Linked DNA regions of Homo sapiens: region 1 is linked to region 2. A link is a loop called in an ENCODE intact Hi-C map of the cell type or tissue named here. Cell type or tissue: HepG2. All regions are shown on one strand. Each heading gives the region's core, and the rest is flanking DNA. Links, peaks and the distances in the headings are about the cores only.

The links. Peaks named below come from ENCODE experiments on the same cell type or tissue, not always from the same donor. Only the 100,000 strongest peaks of a DNase experiment are listed, where the experiment ranks them.
Region 1: it touches region 2 in a loop (6-fold over the local background); 2 of 110 quality-filtered maps call a loop at or near these places.

What each region holds. Positions count from the first base shown.
Region 1 is chr5:158,459,936-158,462,855 of GRCh38, forward strand. No RefSeq gene overlaps it. Among named protein-coding and RNA genes, the nearest start is that of LINC02227, 52 kb to the left of the region's middle. In HepG2, for the core only: no CTCF peak of the experiment used is centred there; a DNase peak (open chromatin) is centred at 1,536.
Region 2 is chr5:158,518,428-158,521,347 of GRCh38, forward strand. No RefSeq gene overlaps it. Among named protein-coding and RNA genes, the nearest start is that of LINC02227, 110 kb to the left of the region's middle. In HepG2, for the core only: no CTCF peak of the experiment used is centred there; a DNase peak (open chromatin) is centred at 1,354.

The DNA.
Region 1 (2,920 bases), core at 275-2,774, 58 kb before region 2:
GGCTAACAGGGTGAAACCCCATCTCCACTAAAAAATACAAAAAAATTAGCCGGGCGTGGTGGCGGGCACCTGTAGTCCCAGCTACTCAGGAGGCTGAGGTGGAGCTTGCAGTGAGCCAAGATTGCGCCACTGCACTCCAGGCTGGGTGACAGAGCAAGACTCCCATCTCAAAAAAAAAAAAAAAAAAAAAAAATCCTACCCAAGCTCATTGGATTCTTGTTTTAAGAAGCCTCATTCAGTCTAATCCATGATGAAACAATTCCCAGAAACAACTTTTAGAGTATAGCATTTGTGTTCAGTGTTTTATGTTGTAAATACTTGCACAATTATTTTTTTCTGGTCACTTATTTCATATTAGGTTTGGAATTTGTATAGATTAGTGGACTTACTTAGAATAGGCTTTGCTTTCTATGTCAAAGTTGGACTCAAAGTTAGAGGTCCTTATATATAATGTAACGTTTACAATTGCAATGTGTATAGGATACAGTGGGGTGCACCAGCAAGGGGGAGACATGTGGCCCCGGAGATGGACAGGAGGTCGGAAATGGTTCATGATGAGGTGAAGCTTGAAATACTAGTAGGAATTATTCACACAGACAAAAGAAAAAAGGGACAACACTAGCAAAGGAAGTAATGGGCTCAACACCACAAAGCCTATGGTAGTACACCTTCCACCTCTCAAATTACTCCATGACCGGATCATCCTCTACCATCATTCTAGATAGCCATTACCTATCCAGGGTGATTTTAGGTGACTGCGCAAACTTGTGGCGTCAAATAAGACTGAATCTTAAAATGAAAAAGTCATTCTTTTAAAAATTCTCTTTTAATCCTTCTAATTGCAACAAAGAAAAAAGTCTTAGGTTCATGCCACTATGCACATGAATAGCCTTTTTAACAAAGAGGGGGAATATCTCAAGTTTATTTTCCTGTTCCTCAGTTCTCTCATCTGCAAAATGGGGACAACAATAGAGACTAGTTGATAGACTGGTGTCAATTAAATGAAATATTATCTATAAAGCTTTCAGAACAGTATCTGGCACATATTAAAGTCTCAGTAAGTATTTCCTATTATTATTTTTGTTTTTGTTGCTATTGTCTTCCTAGGCAAGCAACATTTATCTGTTTAGAATGTAACAATATGGTTTTGTTTTGAATAAATTCATTTTTATAGTTAATAGTTGCCCTCTAAATTTTGTAACTGATACTGGTTTCTTTTAAAATTAAGAACGTGGACAAGCCAGGCAGAATGGGAATGAACACATTTTGGGAAATATAGCCCCAGATGATTTGTCAGGGTTTCTGCAGCTCTAAATGTCAAAGACTGTACTGATGGAGGAGGGAGGCCCAGAGAGGACAGAAACTTTACCCAAGGTCACGGGGCTCATTAGTGGCAGAGCTAGGAGCAGATCCAAGACCTCCAGATGCTCAGGCTCACGTTCTTCTCTCTGGAACTTGTTCATGGTCCAAAGCCCTGGGACTCTTCTCAGCTGACAGAGCCCTGTATTGGCCTTGACCTGGCAAAAGGTACACAGCCAGGGTTGCAGCTCTACAGAAAGCTCTGTTTACTCCCTCTGACTGCACTGAACCCTGAACCATGTCCTAAAACCAACAGTTGCTTGCTGTAATATTCCTACATTCTTACTGAGCCCTAACACCACGTTCAACACTGGGAATTTGGGTGGGCCCAGAGTGCCTTTAGTATTACTGTTATAATTCAAAACATCCAAATTATTATTTTCTCCATGAGATGAAGCCAGGAGAGTGCTGTTAAGTGGAGAGAAAAGTGTTTGTTACACTAGGCGTTCCAACAAAATGTCCTCCTTTGCTATTAAATCATAGCTTTTCTAAATGAAATGATATTTTGCAAACTTTGGCAGTGACCAAAGTTTGGACATTGTGCAGGGTCCAAACTTTCTCTCTCTCTCTTTCCCATTTTGTGCTTTTTCTCCATGTGGTCCAGAGAACTACTATTTGCTGGCTTTACTTTTCTTGTATGTCTTTCCTTATGACCCAAGTTGTCTACTTTCCCCAAAGACCTCAGATAACTTGATTTTCTACCCACAACTTGTCATTTTAATAAAGAATGAAACGGATAAATAGAGGCTAGAGACTGCAACCCATTACCCAAATGGGTTGTTTCTCAGAATCCCCCTTTCTTTCGAGTTAAGTGTGAATGGCTACATGGAAAGACATGTGCTTGTTACCCTAATGCCCCCAAACAGAAAATTAATGAAGGTCTATGGACATGGGAATTAAATCTGCAAAGGCTGAAGGTGATCAATAAACTCTATGAAAAAATGGCTTCAACCATATAAAACCCTCTACTGGACTCTTTTGTTCAGTCCTGTTTCCTGTGTGAACTGTACTAATGGGTACCTACCCATTTCCTAATCACCTCCACTGCCACCGAGAAGCTGTTAGTGGAATTGGCATTCTCAGGTCCCATCTTCTCTTTCATTTCTTGGTCTTCACTGACATGGCCTGAACAATTCAAGAGCGTGGCTTCCACATCCTTAGCTCCACTTTTGGAGCTCAAAGCAGGATTCAGAGCCGAGGAAACCCATTGACAGGCCTGGGGCATGCATGAGCCTGCAGCTGGGCTGCTGTTCTTCTACAAGACCCGGGGGACATGGAGTAGTATTGAGATTGCAAATCAGAAAAACTCTTCCTGCAGCCTGGCTTACATTGAGGAAAATTCCTGCTGGTGCATCGAAAGACAGGAGTCTGCTCCCCTGCTCACTGACCACAGAGCACACCCCATGCCTCTGCTCTCAGTATCCTTGGGCAGTGTCTCTCAGTAGGCTTGCCTGTATCTCTCTTGGGCGTCTTGGGCCCCCTTTCTCCCTTTCTTGCCAAATCTCCTTCCTTAAGCAGTTATCTAGGCCTGTAACGTAACTTTGAAATGTTTCAACTAAGA
Region 2 (2,920 bases), core at 281-2,780:
TTTAGTAGAGAAGGGGTTTCACTGTGTTAGCCAGGATGGTCTCGATCTCCTGACCTCATGATCCACCTGCCTTGGCCTCCCAAAGTGCTGGGATTACAGGCGTGAACCACCGTGCCCGGCCACCTCCTTTCTCTTGACAGTGCCACTCATTAGAGGTTTTATGTTCATCCTCAAGGGAGACAAAAGAAGGCTATGAGGAGTCTAAAAATCTAAAGCTTAGGTGTTCCTCTGCTAGTAAACCTGGAAGAACCACACATCTCAATAACTGTGGGCCGGAGGAGGCTAGAAAATACTGGATCCACCCAGTAACTTCCAGTATAGGGTAGAGTAGCAATTCAATTCATGGGCTTGGAATTTAGAATTTAAATCCTGACTCTTCTATGCTCTGGGTGAAGCAAATAGCTGCTCCTGTAAGATAGCACACTCAATGCAATTTCCATGCCCTCCTGGTGCAACATCCACATCATAGAGGCTGGGAAACTAAAAATTGCATTGCCCAGGCTCCTTTGTACTTAGGACATCTCTACAAGACTTGGAGGCAGCCATGAGCATTGTGAGGTGACGGCTATGGGTAGGGAGAGAAGATCTTCATTGTAAAGGGGGCTCCTGTCCTCACATAGCTGTGGTTTCATTCCTAGTGCTCAGTCCCTAGTGTCAGAGGTGCTGTTGATGGGCAATGGAGGCAATAGGTGGTGGGCCTTTCTCCTTGATGTGTCCATATGTGGCCATGCAGTACCCAAACCCAGTTCTCTGGCCCTCTGAGAGCTTAAAAAAAATACCCCCAAAATCATTGTGAGATCTAAAGCATGATTCTCAGAAAATCATATGCAAGGGAAACCGGGAGGGGAAATGGTACGTAACTGAGCCTGTTCCAGGAGAAGGAACAGGGTTTGTGAAGTTTCATAGGGAGCAAAGAACATGCTTTACTTGAGGAACTGAGTGTGATGTTGTGGAGACTGTAAGGAAGGGATCGGGAGAGGACATAGGTAAACCAGATAGCAAATGACCTGGAAAATAGCCTAGAGGTGTTTCGAATTTATTGGGCTTCCCTCAACCTGTCACTTAAAAACCACCAGTCTGGCATACCTAATTTTCCTCACTCAAACCACCCTTTTGCCAGTGTACATAAGATGAATCCAACCAGACTGCAAGCTTCAGGGAGAAGGGGGAACATAAGCCCTACCTCTCAAGGGTACTGTCTTGCCTATGTAGCTTCTCCACAAATACTTGTCAATTGTACTTTGTGTTAAGCAAAGTTGAATGAAGCATGTACTTGTGCCTGGAATTTGTGGTGAAATAGCAAATCGCTTCTATTTGGATAAAGACCTCTGGGCCCCACCCAACATTCATACAGAGTTTGTTCTTTTGAACTAGCATGTGCCCTGAGCAATGAATGCTGTTTACAATGTGAAGGACTTATGGACAGGGTGGCTCTCTCTTTCGACCTTGTTTGTTCTTTTTCTTTCCTATTATGGCATTAATTATTTCCTAACCACAAGGCCTCTTTTTTTTTTAACTTAGAAATTATGCCATAAGTTTAAAAAAGTCATGGGCAGATCTTTTTTGGTTTGTTTACTTTTGTTTTGTATTTGAGTCCTAAGACTTTTGTTTCATAAGATGGTATTTCAGCATTCTAGAGAACACTCTTTAGCCCATTTGGGCATTTCTTTCTTTCTTATTTATTTATTTTTTTTTGAGACAGAATCTCACTCTGTTGCCCAGGCTGGAGTGTAGGGGTGCCATCTCGGCTCACTGCAAGCTCCACCTCCCGAGTTCACGCCATTCTCCTGCCTCTGCCTCCCAAGTAGCTGGGACTACAGGCGCCCACCAACATGTCCGGCTAATTTTTTGTATTTTTTAGTAAAGACAGGGTTTCACCGTGTTAGCCAGGATGGTCTCGATCTCCTGACCTCGTGATCCACCCACCTCAGCCTCCCAAAGTGCTGGGATTACAGGCGTGAGCCACCACGCCCGGCCCCATTTGGGCATTTCTGACAGCAGGTGTGGAGCTAGTATGGAATCACACTGGCTATTGCCCTGTGGACTTTTGGGGACATCCTGGAAGGACTTGGTAGGTTCCTGAGGAAGGATTGAGACTAGAATCAAGAGACGTTTAATGGCCACTCATCAGGAATCTATGTTGCCATTTCTTGGACTAAACAGTAAACTAAAACACTTGGATCTTCAATCGTGCGCTAGGGCTGGCTCAAACCAAATTACGAAAACCAGTAATTAAGTATTCAGGATTTCTTCAAGTCAGGTGTCAAACAATTGGTAGCTTGAAATCATCCACAGTGGGAGTATTTACACCATGGAACTCAAGAATGTTATAAATCAGGGCTTCTTCCTCCCTCCCTGCTTCCAGAGAGCTGGTTTATCAGCACATAACTGCATCTATCCTGTCTAAAAGAGTAGTGTTTTGTATATACAGATTTTTTTCAAAAGGCCTGCACTCAGAAGCACTGGGAGAAAATGTATGATGGTTTAAATTTCATGTGGATGAAACCCACGTGTATATGTTTCCTGGAGAATATATTCCATGATGGAGCATAGCACAGGGTCTGGCACCTAGTAGGTGTTCAATAGACATCTGTTGAATGGATGAAGTTCTGGTGGGTTGACAAGCATCCCTGCAGTAGCATCAGGGAAGCTCAAGCCAATCTCCTACAGGAGTCCTTCCTGAACCACTAACATTTGTAAGTAGCCACAAGACTCCTGTATGAATTATGAAAAGGATATAGAATTAAGCATAATGTCTAGAGTTGCTCTAGAAGCTGGGTTGTCACTCATATAATACTTACGTCACTTTACTTTAAAAAACTTACAACTCTATCCGTGTATTCAGCAACTATATTAAACTTTAAGCTCTGAGAACAGAATTTGTCTGATTTGCTGCTTTAACAAAGGAGGGACTCATAAA